Linked DNA regions of Homo sapiens: region 1 is linked to region 2. A link is a loop called in an ENCODE intact Hi-C map of the cell type or tissue named here. Cell type or tissue: HCT116. All regions are shown on one strand.

Region 1 (8,000 bases), 170 kb after region 2:
AAACACACAAGGGGGAAGCAGAAGAACCCAAAACAAATAAGAAAAAGTCTCCTTTTTACCTGACTGGTCATTTTGGAAATGGGTGCACTTCCTTGTAAGTACCAAAGGAAATAAAGGCATGGAGAAGTAGTACCAGGCACAGTGCGTGGTGTTTTTAAGTAGTTGTTCCCTAGTTTTAGAATGATCAGTATCTCCTTAGCTTCTTTGTTTCACAGCTGGAAGGAAGTGAAGCTCAAAGTGATGGAGCAACCGGATGGTGTAAAGACAGCGTTTACTCAGTGAGCAGGGCTGAGATTAGAACCTGTGTTGGTAAAATGCCATTTCCCATCACACTTTGTTGTTTTATAAATATGCGGTGGGAGAGGACAGGTGTGGAATACACAAATGCAAAAGAACAATCAACCAGTGAAGTCCACCTGTATTGGGGGGTAGTTTGCTTGCTGTGCTTTATTTTGTGCTAGCTTCTGTTGAAAAATGTACAGTGAGAGAGAAATCAATAGCACTTAGCATTCAAATTACTTGACTTACATGCATTATTCATTTAATATTTATAGCTCCATAAGCATTCTCAATCCATTTTACTGCTGGAGAAAGAGAGGCTCAGTAAGAAGAGTAAATAGCCCAAGGCCTCAGATGCAATACCTTGTAAAGTTGGGGGCCATACCCAGGGCTGTCTGGCTCTCATCCCTGCAGGCTTGAGGTTATAGGTCAGGTGAGATTGGAGAATTGTTAGCCTCTGGGTGGACACAGACTTTCAGACCATTGGAGAGCACTGAGTTGGAGAAAAAGGTTATTTTCCTCCATTTGAGCCCTATTATAGTCAATGCACACATTCTTGACTAGTTTTACAGGAAATCAAATTTTAGTAAGTTGAATTTACCTTTATTGCCAACGGATATTCATTTGGCAGATGATTATAACACTTTCTTTTTACCTGCTCTCTCTATTGAATACAAAATCCACAACTAAGCATTTAAACAACCTGGGGGAGCTAAGGGAATTTCTATTTTGTTTGTTTTCTTGGTAATGGAACAGTTATTTCCCAATGAGTTAGACTGTGACATTTTTATTTCTAATATTAAATATTAAAAATAGAGTATAATTCAAAAGGGTAAAGCTATGGGATGACACTCAGAATAAGGGGAAATATTTTAAAGAGTCCTGACTCTACCAATGACTAGTTCTGTGGCCCTCACTAGTTACTGGAGGACTCTAAGCCTCAGTACCTACACATATTAAAATGTGGATGACAGCTATCTCAGAGGGTTGTTTAATCATCAGATTAAATAAGATGACATTAAATAAGATGACATACGTAAAATTCCTGGATCCCTACAGGCACTCAATAAACAGATATAAGAAAATAAAATAAGAATCTCCAACTGGAGCAATTAGCTATCTAAACTTGGAGATGGCAGGTAGCCAGGTCAGAATTTCTACCTTTGAACAAATCCTGAATTGCTCTGAAGCTTAAGGCCAAGAATTTCAGTTTATTTCAGTTTCACATAAATATGAAGAACAGAGCAAGTCAATCATTATCATCCCAGATGGGAACATAATCTGCTTCAATTTCTCCATGGTCTTATCAAATGATCGCTATTCTGCATTTGCAAGTGGTTTTTTCCCCCAACAACAACAAAAATTCTCTCCCACAGATCTTCATTCCCTCTCCTCCTCCATAATAACCTTGTTAAAAAGCACCACTTTATTATAGGTAATTGAGTGGATTTTCTAACTTTATTAGCTAATTGTGGTAGTTTGCAAAATGGCTGCAATTCTTCTCTTCCCTATAATGAAGTCCTTTTGCAATGGTGACTTTTCAGGTCCCTCTATCAGTAGGTAAAGTTTGTTTTCCTTCCCCTTGTTTTGGATTAATCTTGTGACGCTTTGGGCAACAGAATATGGTGGAAGTTCTCAGCTTAGTCCTCAAGAAGCCTTGCATGCCCGCAGATGGTCCTTATACCTCTGCCCAGCTGCCATTTGAACAAGCCTGGGGTGCCCGGCCAGCTGCCCCCCACCATGCCAGCCATCATCTGGTCAGAGGACAGAACTTACAACTAAACAGGGAGGCAGATATTTTGGGGCTGTGTATGTGCATGGGACACGCCCAGGTGTTTTTCTCACCGATAATCTTGTATGGACATATGGGTCACTTTAGTAATATCTGGATAACCTATTTCCATCTGTAATGATGACAGCATTTTGCCTTAGCAATTCTCAAGTTTCACATAGGGAAACTGAGACAGACACATCTCCTCTAGTATAAAAGCTTGGCTAAGATGAGAGCCAATAGTTTATAAGCTCTGCTGAATTCATTTATTCACAATGTTATAGTCACAGAGGAAGCAAACCAACCTTTGAAACATAAGGCATAGTAGAGGGAGGAAAGACTAAGAGAAAGAAAACAGTTTTTTGTTAACTTGGAAAACCTACAAATATTTATTCTGTTAATCAAGCCCCAAACCATATGCCCTCTTAAAAATATGTTTGTGAATGGATTTCTAAGATCCTTCATGCTTCAGCATAGTAACTTGAGTTTATTAGATGAATGAAGAAATTAAAACTGCCTGGTTCTTTCAGTTGATAACCTAATAAATAAGGAAAATCTTTTTTCTCTGTTGAAATCACAAAATAAAATTATGATCATAACATATTTAAGCAGTCAAAAAGCATGATGTCTTATACAATTTTAATCTGCCTGGAACCTTTCCATGAAAGCATCATCAGTTTTATCTAAAAATGGCTCTCCTGCTGTTATTAAACCATGTGCCTTGCTGAGTACTCACTGCATAAAGAAGAGCAGATTCATTTGGAAAATAAGTTGAATCTTTATCTTTTCAGATATTAAAGTTGGATGCCTTTCTCTCTGTACTGCTATAAAAAACACCTTCATATTACTTGGGTTTATTTTAAGTTGTTTAAAAAATTTTGAAAGCATAAACTAATATTTATGTTTTCTGACCACAAAAGCTACACAAGTTGACTGGAAAGTATAGGCGTTGATACGGGGTTGGCAGAGCCAGGACAAGGATGAGATGAATGTCTCACTTTGTCTCCTGGACAAAATTTAAGGCAGTACCAAAAAACTCAGTATTATAGATAAATAACATAATGCAATATTTCAAAAAATAAATATTAGTGCAAAATAAAATCTACAATGAACAAAATGTCAAGATTTTAAGTAAAGACAGCTCTTACCTTGCACTTGAATCTTCCCTACTCATCTTACCCTAATCCTGGCCCTGGTTTCAATAAAACTTTATTTACAAGAATAAGCAGCTGGTTCATGAGCTGTAGTTTGCTAATTTGTTTCTTTAAATATTGCATTAAAATATTTATTTTGATGACCAAGATTTTGGGTACCCCCTTAAATTTTGTGCCTGAGTGCCATCCTCACCTTACCCTAATTCCAGCCCTGGGTGTTATCTTCTATTCTAAGTTCAAATGGTAAGCTAATGAAAGTTTTAAAGCAAATGACTGATAGGATTTGATTTAAGTTATACAAGTGGGCTTTGGTTGCTGTGTAGTTTGGCGGGAGATCTAAAGTGGGGACTGGGAGAATAGTTAGGAGGCTGATGCGTCAGTCTAGTGATTTTGCTCTGGTCCAGACCAAGTCACCAAAGACCATTCAGATGTAAAGATGGTGGCCACTTCCCTGTCTGCATATCTACGTGACATCTCAGCATTTGTCTTACTCCTGTTGATTCTCTCATGGTTGTCCCTCTGCTTTACTGACTTCTCAGTCTTGGGAACTCTGCCCTCTTGTGTTCTCACACAATCCCTTGGCCTTAAATTCCATCAACAGAATCTCTAGTTCTGAATTTGTCTCCTCCAAACATGCATATCCAATTCCAATTGCCAACTCACCATTTCTATTGAATGTCTAGTGGGCATAATAAACTTAACAAAACCAAAGTTCACTTTCAAAGATGTCTTTCTCTCTGTGCTGTTTGGATTAGTTCAATCACAAATTTAGATATTACAAAACATCTTCACATTTCTTGTTTATTTTAGGTTACTTAAACATTTTTTTTTTTTTTTGAGATGGAGTCTCACTCGGTCGCCCAGGCTGGAGTGCAGTGGTGTGATCTTGGCTCACTGCAACCTCCGCCTCCTGGGTTCAAGCGATTCTCCTGCCTCAGTCTCCCAAGTAGCTGGGACCACAGGTGCGTGCCACCGTGCCCGGCTAATTTTTGTAGTTTTAGCAAAGACAGGGTTAAACATTTTTGAATACTTAACATATATGTGTTTAGGCTATAAAAGCAACACATTTACTGGAAATTATGTCTATTCCCAAACCTGTTACTCTTCCAGCTATCTTCCAGTAGAGAATGGCACTACCATTCTACTCAGCTGTTCAAGCCAAAAAATTACTGCTTATTTCTTTTCTTCTCCTTTTCTCCCACATCCAATCCACCAGCAAATCCTGTCAATTTTGCCAAAATGTGCCTTCATTTTTTTAAATAAAATCAGCATCAGCCTCAGTAGGCCTACTAAGGGTATAGCTTCCACACATTAGGGTAGAGTCTGACTCGGTGGAAGGAGCAGTCGTTGGGAGGGAGGGGAAGTGTGTGTGAGTAGGAGTGTTAAATTCCCAGGTCAGGGTATAGGGAGAGACTGGCTTGGCTTTGGGGAGGTGAAAGCTGCAGGGTGGAGAGAGCTGGAATATGCCTGGGCCTCTCCAGGTGGGACAGAGACTAGGAGATGTCCCAGCTTTTACGCTTACACACACATTCTCTCTCATCCTACCAGCTGGGTCTGCACAGCTGGACCTGGGACCAGAGGAGGAAATACGCCAGCAGATCTTAGTAGGTACAGCTAGTTGGTATTAGAGGGAGCAGAGTGATCTCAGTGAAGATGTGCCCAGTCATCAGTCTGGCAGGGGCCAGAGCAGACAGGGTTGGTGACAAAGCTCAGCTGGAGCTCAGCATGTATGAATTTAGCATCCATGGCCTACACAGGGCTGACACCAGCTGGCAGTGTACAAAAATCACAGGGTCAATTTTCCAAGCTAAGCGTATACTGTACACTCCTCTGAGAACCAAGTTCACTAATGCAGAGGCCACTTAAAGAGTAGTTATGCCTACAGGTCCTGCTTACATTGACCAAATAGAGTTTGTTTCATTGTTTGCTTTGTTGTTTAATTTGGCTTTGAGAATGGTTTATATGAGAGCGTATTCTTTTTTTTTTTTTTTTTTTTTTTTTTTGAGACGGAGCCTCGCTCTTTCGCCCAGTCTGGACTGCAGTGGCACTATCTCGGCTCACTGCAAGCTCCGCCTCCCGGGTTCAAGCCATTCTTCTGCCTCAGCCTCCCGAGTAGCTGGGACTACAGGCGCCCGCCACTGTGCCCAGCTAATTTTTTGTATTTTTAGTAGAGACGGGGTTTCACCGTGTTAGCCAAGATGGTCTCGATCTCCTGACCTCGTGATCTGCCCGCCTTGGCTTCCCAAAGTGCTGGGATTACAGGCGTGAGCCACCGTGCCTGGCCAGTATTCTTTTTTTTTTTTTTTTTTTTTTAACATATCTGAATGAATTCATCAATCGTCTGCCTTATAAAAAATCAGTGGATTTATTCAGTGATAAAAACCAGTAAATTTTAATTTAGTAACTACTGATTTTGCATGCTTTTTGCATATCAAATGTAAGTTGTCAGGACCCTATTAATATGAATATTTTATCTAAATGTTACCCATTTAAAAATTATAAATATTTGTCTTACTCATACCTGCATTTTACTAAACTCATTATCTATAGTATAAAACTATTACGTATAATCTCTCTTTCCCACTGAACTATCTGCAGAGATCAAAGGACCCATTATTCAGGCCAGATGTTTTCATGTTTTTTAAAATTAATCTTGTTTGTATAAAGTATATTTAGCTTATTTTTTGACAAGTCCCTGATATTCCAGACTTAATGGGTACCACCACTAAATCTGAATAATTGATGGAAATGTACCTAAAATGGCAGCAAATTGAGCATAGATCCTTTGGGGTATATTTCTCTGTATGCAGGGTGTTTGCTATTGATGGGCCAGCAAGTGAGCCTAATCCAGACGTGTCAGATGATGGAGAAGGGCTTATAACCATAGACACTGTGTCCAGGATAACAGCCCCGAACTCTCTTCCATCCTTTGGAGTAGGCAGACTTGTCATGTCTGAGCTTTCTCTCTGTAACATATATTTACTCAAAATAACTATGAACATCTGTGTATGCCTCTCCAGTCTGCAAAGAACTTGTAATATATCTCTATTAACTTGTTGCTTAGGACAGCAGTTGTCAACTTTAAATTTTTTTCTGCAAAACATGAGGGTGACATTGACATGTGTGACACTTGTGCATCGATGTACCCATCATGTGATGTGTTTAATCCACAGATTCAATAGAATTTTACATCTTTGCTTCCTTCCTACTTGAGGAAGCTTGTTGGAACTCAACTGAGTGGGACTGAAGGTATTGAGATCACTTTGAAATTTCTCTTATTTGTAAAAGTAAGTTGATGAAATTGGGCACTTGAGTCATTGTGAATAATAAACTGCATCTGACACATTTCACAACTAAAGACATTCCTGTTCACCTCAACATCTCAGTTGTGAACTTATAGCTTAGTGAGTAATAGCATCTCCCATTGAAAGGAAAAGATTTACATGTTGAGAATAAGGTGGAGTGTTAGAAATGCCAATAAAAGTAATGGCATGTGTGGTGGTGGGGAGAGGTGATGCTAGAATTGCTGATTTCTGCTCTCTTCTGGAAGCCAATAAATAAAGTTATTAGGACAGTCCAATTCATGTGAATGCAGGTAGAAGACTGGCTTCTGAGGGATGAGAACATCCAGCCTAAGTAGATATGTTTGTAATTTTTGAAGGTAACATTTATTGTTTACTAGTGCCTGGCAGGGTCTTTGTATTTTTACATAGATTGAATCATTATAGTAAACCTATGAGATCAGTTTTGTTTTCATCCCTATGTTACAGATGGGAAAAATGAGGGAAGTGAGAAAGGGAAATATTCAATCACTTGCCCAGTGCGTATGATTGTAAGTGAACAAGCTGAGATTTGAACTCAGGCAGTCTAGATTCAAGGTCTGTGCTCTAATTTATCGTGCTGCCCTCTATCTCCAATTCTAGCCTGTTTAAATTTAAATTACAGTCCTCACTGTTTTCCTCGCTTGACCTTGGCTTATGTATATTTTCTCTATATTTTTATGTAAGCAATATGCTTGAAACAACAAGTTCATGTTTTTTTTTAAAAACATGACATTTTTCATGTTTTGCCTAATGAATACTTGTAAATATCAGAAAATAAATTCTTTATATAAAATATTTGTTATTATTAATGCTACTTTTTGCATTAAAAATTTTCTAGGTGAATGACTATATTAGTATTCTCATTCTGTGATTTCTGAAATCTAAAAGTGCATTTACTGGAATAGGGTCTTTTTCATGCATTAAGCATAAATTGGAATTTTCAGGCTAAATTTGAACAGGCATGAAACTATACAAGGAGAATCAGAAATATACAGTGCTTAAAGGTGAGAAAAAAACACTCTGTTCTTTCTATTTTGTATAGCTTTTTTTAGATGCTCCTCATGTCCACTGGTGAAAAGAATGGTTTAAGTATTCAAGCTCCACACTGCAAAGGTATGGACAGAGGGGCAAGTTACTAAGGACATAAAAAATGCTTGGACATTGTAATACACCAGCTCCTAGAGATTACCTTAGCTCCAGTATGAATATAATCTATATTCGCATTCATTTGTAAAGACCAAGCTATCTGGAATTTCTGCCATTTTAGGAATATCTTGTATTGGTGGTTCATGATTGTAAAATTATTATTATCATTTTAGACTTAAAATTTATTTGCTCTGCATATAGTATGCTGCATAGTTACAACTAATATTCGGGGCTATGATTTTGCATAGTTTAGTTTGTGAGTTTATGGCTGTAAGAGAAAAATAGGGACATATTTCATATGTTGTAGTAAATTCTTCACATAAACAT
Region 2 (8,000 bases):
TATATAAAAAAGATTTAAGTAGAACTTTGGATCTATCTAATCCTTTTGGTTCCATCCCCCAGACTGCCTTGGGGTGATCCTCAAGGCTTTAAAAGGAGCATAATTTGAAAAACACAGAACAGACTGATTCTCCAAATTCTTTCCAGGAGCAACAGTCTATGACTTTAAGGGGCTGAGCTGAGCCGGAAAACATGGTCAGGTTTTCTAGAATGGCCATAATCTGGGGTAAGGGTGGTGTCAAGCTGCTTCGAGGTCCTGGGTTCCCATGAGGCCTCTGGCTCTAAGTGTGCTGACAAACCTGTGGCTTCATCGCACAGTGAAGAAAAGCACATTAATTCATAGTCAGGTGGCCTCAGGAGTCTTCTTTTTTGTAGATCTAGGCTATATATCACATTGCATTAGCCAGAGGTCAGTAGACATCATCAAAAACAACAGGAACATGGGAAATTTCATTTTGCTGGTGCTGCAGGATTGAAAATGTCAGCTCTCTCTGGCTACCTGGTGAAGGAATTATGCCATGGCTCAAGAGATGGGGATGAAAACCTTAGCTCATCATTTGAAAATTGTGCATTACAGACTTTGCTGTGAAATATAAGCATTGCTGTAAAATGCAAACATCTCTGTCCCATTGTCATGGTCACTGTTCATCGTTGAGGTCAATAATAGTGTAATCACTGGGTTATGTGAGGACGGGATGAGGTAATACATGAACATTCAGTGACAGGTTATTGACTGTTTCTTCTTTAAAGACCAAGAGTTGGGTTTTAGTATTTTTCTTACTAAGTTGCAAGAACTTTTGGTAAGGAAGTGAGCCTTTTGAATACAGTATTTACTGCAAAATTTTCCCAGTTTCTTGTTTTTAAATTCTGGTTGTTATTATTATTGGTATTTAACACACAGATGTTGAAAGTTTTAAGTAGTCAAAACTGTTGACCTTTTCCTTAAGAACAGCAATTATCCAGGTGTGTGCCAGCCATCCAGGCATGAATGCCTCTGAAGTCCTTTTCAAGCATTGGCTTATTGAGTCCTCATAACAAGCCGAGGTAGGTACTACCACTGTGCCCATTTTATGATCAAGGCAGTGGCCCTGGGTACATTCCCCACCTAGCACATCCCCCGATGCCACATGCCCATTGGTCACAGAGGCTGAAAGATACCAATATCCTTTAAGGAGAGGCAGCAAATGAACATGCAAACGGGGACAGGCCTTGGGGCGAGGTGGGGACACAGAATCTCAGTGCTAGCCTCTGTAAAGTTTGAAACAGCCTTGCAGGGACTTCTGGTAAGCCAAACAGGGTGTGACATTCTGAGAACCACAGATAAGTTCTTTTACTTTCTTATACCCCATGGCCAGAAAAAACAGATAAGTTCTGAGGCCTACCTAGTCTGGAAGAAAAATAGGAAAGAAGTATTAACCAGAGCATTTCTTGATTCCAGATTCTCACTGCCTCAGCCTGGAGACCAGGATGGCACCCCCAAGTCCTTTCAAAGTCACCTGCAATGGAAACTCTCTTGCTTTTAGTTTTTCCCAGGACAGTCAGCCAACCAACCACTGGGTCTGGCAGGTTGTGCTGTGGAATAGAGGCTGGAGCCCTGATTTGAGCTTGCAGAGGACTGGTCCTGCCATGTAACAGCTTTGTGAGTTTGGGCACATGAAATTGCTTTGTAAACTACAAAGGGCTGTGTGTAAAAGCCTAAGGTGCCATGAATATCAGACTGGTGACAAGTGACCACCTTCCTGATGTAGATACTGAGGAGCATTTTTTTTTCTTTTTTACCATGCTTTCATCTGCAGCATTGTTTGATGACTGCCCCAAACCCTCCAAGTCAAGTGAATACTTCTGAGCAGGCTGTAAAATCCATCATTGGGCCACTTTTCTTCTTCCAAACTGTACACAACCCACACTGAATACCTGCTTCCCTCTAGGCCTGGGCACTTCTGTTCCCTTTGCCCAGCATACCTTTGTCCCTCCCCACATTTTCAACACTTGTACTTCTATTTTTCCCTTAGGACTTCATTCGTGTATCACCTCCTCCAGGAAGCATTCCCTGATAACACCCTGGCCACATCCCTGGAGGCTGGTTTATATGCCCTTCCTCTGTTTCCATAGTGACTTCTATTTTCTACTTACCATGAGGCACATCACACTGTATCTGTCTTTACCACTGGATACGTCTTGTTTATTCTTCTATTTGCAACGTTCTAGAATCCCTGAATATTTGACAACGTATGCTTTCCCTCTACCATATGGCATGAGTGAGACCAGGGTTGGAACAATGGTGCGTGCCTGTACAGTGGTATGATTTAAGCTACTTGCTTGGCCTCTCTGTGTTTGCATAAATGGAAGATGAGACTAATGATAACTGAGACTTAATATGGTAGCTGTGAGGACTATGAGAATCCACTGAGAGCGGAGTGAACCGTGCTTGGTACAGAATAGTGGTAGGATTATGGAATTCAAAACGAGGCAGCTGTTGTTGTCATCAGTGTATGGCTGGCCTGGATCCATGATACTGATGTGACACCATTATTTATATTGTGGGTCAGATTCCTCCATTCTTGTGGGTAAGTTCCATGAGGGAAGGTCTTTGTTCAGCTTACAGCTGTATCTCTGTAGCTTAGAATAGTGCCTGGAACATAACGGGCAGTTGGTAAATGCTGGTTGAATGAGTGAATGAATGAGGTACCAAGAGACCCCATGGGATGATTAATCTTGATGGCCAGTCCAGTGTCCCCTGGCGTCCAAGACTTCTTTTATGCCTTATAATCTGGCTAGTGTGTGTCTCCAAAGAGCCTTCATTTAGCCCAAACCAGAGGTTCCCAAACATTTTTACCAACTGTCTTCTTTATCATAAGTTTGAGGAAAAAGTTATTTCTCTTGAAGAGAAAGCAAGAAGGAAGAGAACGCCCTGTTTTAACCTCCAGTGCCAAACGCAGCCTGAAACACACACGCCCACACAGCTCCTGTTCTTGGGAGAGAGGCACGGTAAAGTGGCATCTGGAAAAAAAACCCAGTTCAAGCCAAATTTGTGTCAATCCCTTCTCTGTCAGCCTGTGCTTCCAAGCACGGTATACCAAGATGACAGTTCCACCCAGCTTTCTGCTTTTTCTTCTTTCCAAAGAGAACTTTGATTAAAAAGAATCTTAAGATGCCTGGAAAGAAATTTCTAGCCTACAGACCAGCATTGTCTATGATAACTTTCTGTGATGACGAAAATGCTCTGTAATGTGTGCTGCCACTAGTTACTTGTGGCTGTTGAGCACTTCAGGCTGGTGTGCCTGAAGAGCTGAGTTTTCAATGTAATTTTAATTAATTTAATTTAGATAGCCACATATGATTAACGGCTACGGAGCTGGGTGGACGGGACAGTGATGTGTGGCTGAGCGGAGAGGGCTGCAAAGGGGGTCTCAGATAGGGGTCTGACCCTGGAAGTCTTCTCTTGGCCCTTTCTGGGGGACTGGAATCAAGAAAAGGCCAAGAGCCTCTCAGTGCTTTTTAACATAGGTGCCCCTTGATCAGCTTAGAATAAGAAATGAGGTCACATTCCTTTTAATGTTCAAACCACATGACTTATGATAAGGGCGTCATGAGCCCTGATCATGCCTCACTTTCTTCTCTCACCGAGGGGGATCTCCCTCCTGGAAAAATCTCACACACTCCCTCCCTGGGGACTTCCTTGGTCCTGGGGCGGGCAGTGTCATTACTCTCATCACCAGGAGAGAAAATCAGGAATTCTCGTTCTCGGCTGCTACTGCCGCCTTGGTCACTAGGTGTCACCAGTGGTCCTGCAGCCCACCAAAAGGAAGGCGGCCACACCAGTTGGCAGGTCTGGGGACAAACCTGGAGGCTGCGGTGGAGGGAGAAGTTGGCTTCCTGAGGGGGTGAAACTGACACTCACAACCGTACTAGATGCACCAGATCAAGTGTCGTGGTGTGGGGGAACGTGGGCGATAGGGTTCTGGGACATTTGCCGTGTGACTGTGACCCGTGTGACCCGTTTTGGTCGTCTAAGGGAATAGTTTCTGCCTACATCCTGCTGAAAGAAGTGGCTTTTGGAATGCCTGCCCTCTTTCTCAATGGACCCCAGCAGGCAGCCCCCTTATGAAAGGGAATTGTTTGATGTCAGTGCTCATCCCAGAGCCTGAGTGCTTAATATTCCCCGTGGTCACCCACTTTTGAGGGAAAGTGGCTTCAAAGCAGGAGTGGTGACAGACCTGGCTCCTGGTCCCCACACTGCTGACCACTTCTGGTGTGACTCAACCTTCCATTCCCACCCCCAACTCCCGCCCAGCACCTGTACCAGAGAGAAAATAAGACCTGCTACACATTTTGGTAACTTTTTGCTCTTGACAGTAAAATAAGATTTTACTTTCCTGACAGCTCAGAGTATAGTAGGGGCTTAAATACTTGCTAGCTGACTGAATACTAGTTAGAGGGTTATTAATGTAGGTAGGGGAGAACTGCACTTTCTTTCCAAGTGAGATTCAATAATACGTATCTTGCCCCCAACTTCCTGGAGTCGGAAAGAGTATGGTTTCATTATAGCCTGGCCTCCAATCAGCTGTGTAATTGGGTATGTCACTTAATCCTTCTGAGCCTCAGTCTCCTCATATACAAAATTAGGGCGAAATCTAACTTTCAGATGGGGTGATGGTTAGTTTTATGTGTCAAATTGGCTGGATGATGGGGTTTCCAGATATTTGGTCAAACATTATTCTGATGTTTCTGTGAGGTAAGAGCATTTCTGGATGAGATTAAGGTTTAAATTAGTTAATATATATATTTTTTGAGATGGAGTTTCACTGTTTTTGCCCAGGCTGGAGTGCAATGGCATGATCTCGGCTCACTGCAATCTCTGCCTCCCAGGTTCCAGCCATTCTCATCCCCCTGAGTAGCTGGGATTATAGGCGCCTGCCATCATGCCCAGCCAATTTTTGTATTTTTAGTAGAGACAGGGTTTCACCATGTTGGCCAGGCTGGTCTTGAACTCCTGACCTCAGGTGATCCACCTGCCTCAGCCTCCGAAAGTGCTGGGGATATAGGGGTTAGCCACTGTACCTGGCCATGGATTTTTTTTTTTTTTTGAGACAGGGTCTCAATCTATTGCCCAGGCTGGAGTGCAATATGGTGATCATAGCTTGCTGCAGCCTTGAACTCCTGGGCTCAAGCAATCCTCCCACCTCGGCCTCCCAAGTAGTGGAGATTACAGGTGCATGCCACCGTGCCTGGCTAACTTTTTTATTTTGTTTTTTTTTTAGAGTTGGGGTCTTGCTATGTTTCCCAGGCTGGTCTTGAGCTCCTGACCCCAAGTGATCCTCCTGCCTTGACCTCCCAAAGTGCTGGGATTACAGGTGTGGGCTACCATGCCCAAATTGGTAGACTTTAAGTAAAGTAGGCTCCCTCCATAATGTGGGTAGGTCTCATCCAATCAGTGGAAGGCCAAAATAGAACAAAAGAAACTTTCTCCTACTTCTCTAGCAGATGGCTTCAGACTACATCTGCAACATCACCTCTTCCTGGTTCTACAGCAGATGGCCTTCAGGCTCAAACTGGAATATCAGTGACTGGCTGGGTCTCCAGTCTACTGGCCTTGACTGGAACTGCAGCATAGACTCTTCTGGGTCTCTAGGCTGCCAGCCCACTCCACAGATTTTGGACTTGCCCATTCTCCATAATTGTGTGAGCCAATTCCTTCTAATGAATCTCATCTATTCTTTTCTTTTCTTTTCTTTTCTTTTCTTTTCTTTTCTTTTCTTTTCTTTTCTTTTCTTTTCTTTTCTTTTCTTTTCTTTTCTTTTCTTTTCTTTTCTTTCTTTCCTCCCTCCCTTCCTTCCTCCCTTTCTCCCTTCCTCCCTTCCCTTCCTGTCTGTTTTGCTCTTGTTGCCCAGGCTGGAGTGCAATGGCATGATCTCATCTCACTGCAACCTCTGCCTCCTGGGTTCAAGTGATTCTCCTGCCTCAGCCTCCTGAGTAGCTGGGATTACGGGTGCTCACCACCATGCCCAGCCAATTTTTTTTTGTATTTTTGGTAGAGACAGGGCTTCACCATGTTTGCCAGGCTGGTCTTGAACTCCTGACCTCAGGTGATCCACCTGCCTTGGCCTCCCAAAGAGCTGCGATGACAGGCATGAGCCACTGTGCCCGGCCAGTAAATCTCTTTCTATATAGTCTCACGTTCTGTTGGTTCTGTTTCTCTGGAAAACCCTAATGCCGATGGCTATGGGGATTAACTAAAATTATAGTGTAAAAGCATCTGGTACAGTATCCAACCAGTACCAAAGTATCTAGTAGATGCCCAATAAGAGCTACTTTGCAACCCAGCTTCCCAGTTTTCTTGGTCAATTATTAAATAGATTCCTCAGGACAGGAAGAATACTTCCCCTAGACCTGGAAATCCGTCGGCTAGTCTGCCAATGTTTGTCACTTTCAGTGGACCGCCGGGCTCTGTCCCATTTTGTGATGCAAACATTTCCCAGGGTGCCTCTCTCCCTCACCTGGCTCTAGTCTCCTAGGTCTCAGAACAAGAAGGCATGTGCCTTTCTTTGTTCCCTGTTCACTAATTGCTTCTGGGTGGGTAAGAGTGGGAAGAAGAAGATAATTCCCTCCTCCTCCTCCTTATCAATAGTCTCCATTAAGCCACACATAGATGTGGTATCTGAAAGGTGAGAGGGTGGGTTCATTATGCTTCTTCAGACACATAAGACCTCTTTTCAACTGAGTGCTTCTTACCAATTGATGGCAATCAGTAGAATTATTTTTAGCATATCTGAAACCTTTCTTTCTCCTAGTACACTTTTTTTTTTTTTAACAGAAATGCATTGTCTTGAAGTTCTGGAGGACAGAAGTTCAAGATCAAGGTGTCAGCAGGCTTGGTTCCTTCTGAGGGCTGTGAGGAAGAATCTGTTCTATGCCTCCTTCCTGACAGCAGGTGGTTTCCTGGCAATCATTGGTGTTCCTTGGGCCATAGAAACATTACCCTGATCTCTGCCTTTATTTTCATATGGTGTTCTTCTTGGGTGCGTATCTGTATCCAAATTTCCCCCTTTTGAAAGGACACCAGTCATATTGGATTAGGGGTTCATCCTATTGTGGTATGACCACAGGTTAACTAATTACATCTGTAATGATCCTATTTCCAAATAAAGTCACATTCTGAAGTACAGGGGGTTAGGACGTAGCATATAAGTTGTAAGGAACCCAATGCAACCCCTAACAGGTGCTATTTTAGAATTCTCTTCAAGTGGTTAGTTCTTGAATCTTTCTGACATAATCCTAGTTATCTTCAGTAGCTTTATTGTTATTAGGTAAAACAATGGGTTCCAGGCTCATCTTGCACATTTCTGTTCCAGGCTCTTCTTGCCCAGACCTGGACTCAGCCATTCCTCCAAGAAGCCCTGTTTGTGTTTATTTTTATAGTTTGGTGAGAAATTGTATTTCAAGACCATAATCTGGGCTCTAGGGTTGCTCACTGCTACCAGGTTGGCTCTTGTTTCTAGCTCTTTTCAGTGGACAGGTTTGAAAGTCATGTGAGGGGCTAAGAGTTTCTCTCTGTAAATGGTTCTTAATACACAAAGTTCGTTAGCCCTTGCTGACCTTAAAAATTTCCCAGAATTGGCGGGGCATGATGGCTGATGCCTGTAATCCCAGCACTTTGGGAGGCTGAGATGAGTGGATCACCTGAGGTCAGGAGGTCGAGACCAGGCTGGCCAATATGGCGAAACACCCTCTCTACTAAAAATCCCAAAAATTAGCCGGGTATGGTGGTGGGTGCCTGTAATCCCAGCTATTTAGGAGGCTGAGGCAGGAGGATCACTTGAATCTGGGAGGGGGAGGTTGCAGTGAGCTGAGATTGCACCACTGTACTCCAGCCTGAGTGACAGAGCGAGACCCTGTCTAAAAAGTAAAAAATAAAAAATAAAAAATAGTTTCCCAGAATTGTTCTCCACAGGAAAGGGTGTCAGCTTTGCTGTCTGAGCCAAACTCTGGTTGAGTTGACAA

The links. Peaks named below come from ENCODE experiments on the same cell type or tissue, not always from the same donor. Only the 100,000 strongest peaks of a DNase experiment are listed, where the experiment ranks them.
Region 1: a loop joins it to region 2, with 4 times the contacts of the local background. A loop is called at or near these places in 5 of 110 quality-filtered maps.

What each region holds. Positions count from the first base shown.
Region 1 is chr9:19,637,492-19,645,491 of GRCh38, forward strand. The region is part of intron 2 of SLC24A2 (solute carrier family 24 member 2); the gene reads right to left. Among named protein-coding and RNA genes, the nearest start is that of SLC24A2, 150 kb to the right of the region's middle. In HCT116, a CTCF peak has its summit at 3,781 (motif pointing left); no DNase peak of the experiment used is centred here; H3K27me3 peaks cover 2,331 bases.
Region 2 is chr9:19,468,221-19,476,220 of GRCh38, forward strand. It overlaps LOC105375988 (a long non-coding RNA gene), which reads left to right and starts at 1,882. Exons shown (of 7, transcript XR_007061431.1): 1 at 1,882-2,280. In HCT116, a CTCF peak has its summit at 3,766 (motif pointing right); a DNase peak (open chromatin) is centred at 3,801; H3K4me3 peaks cover 449 bases.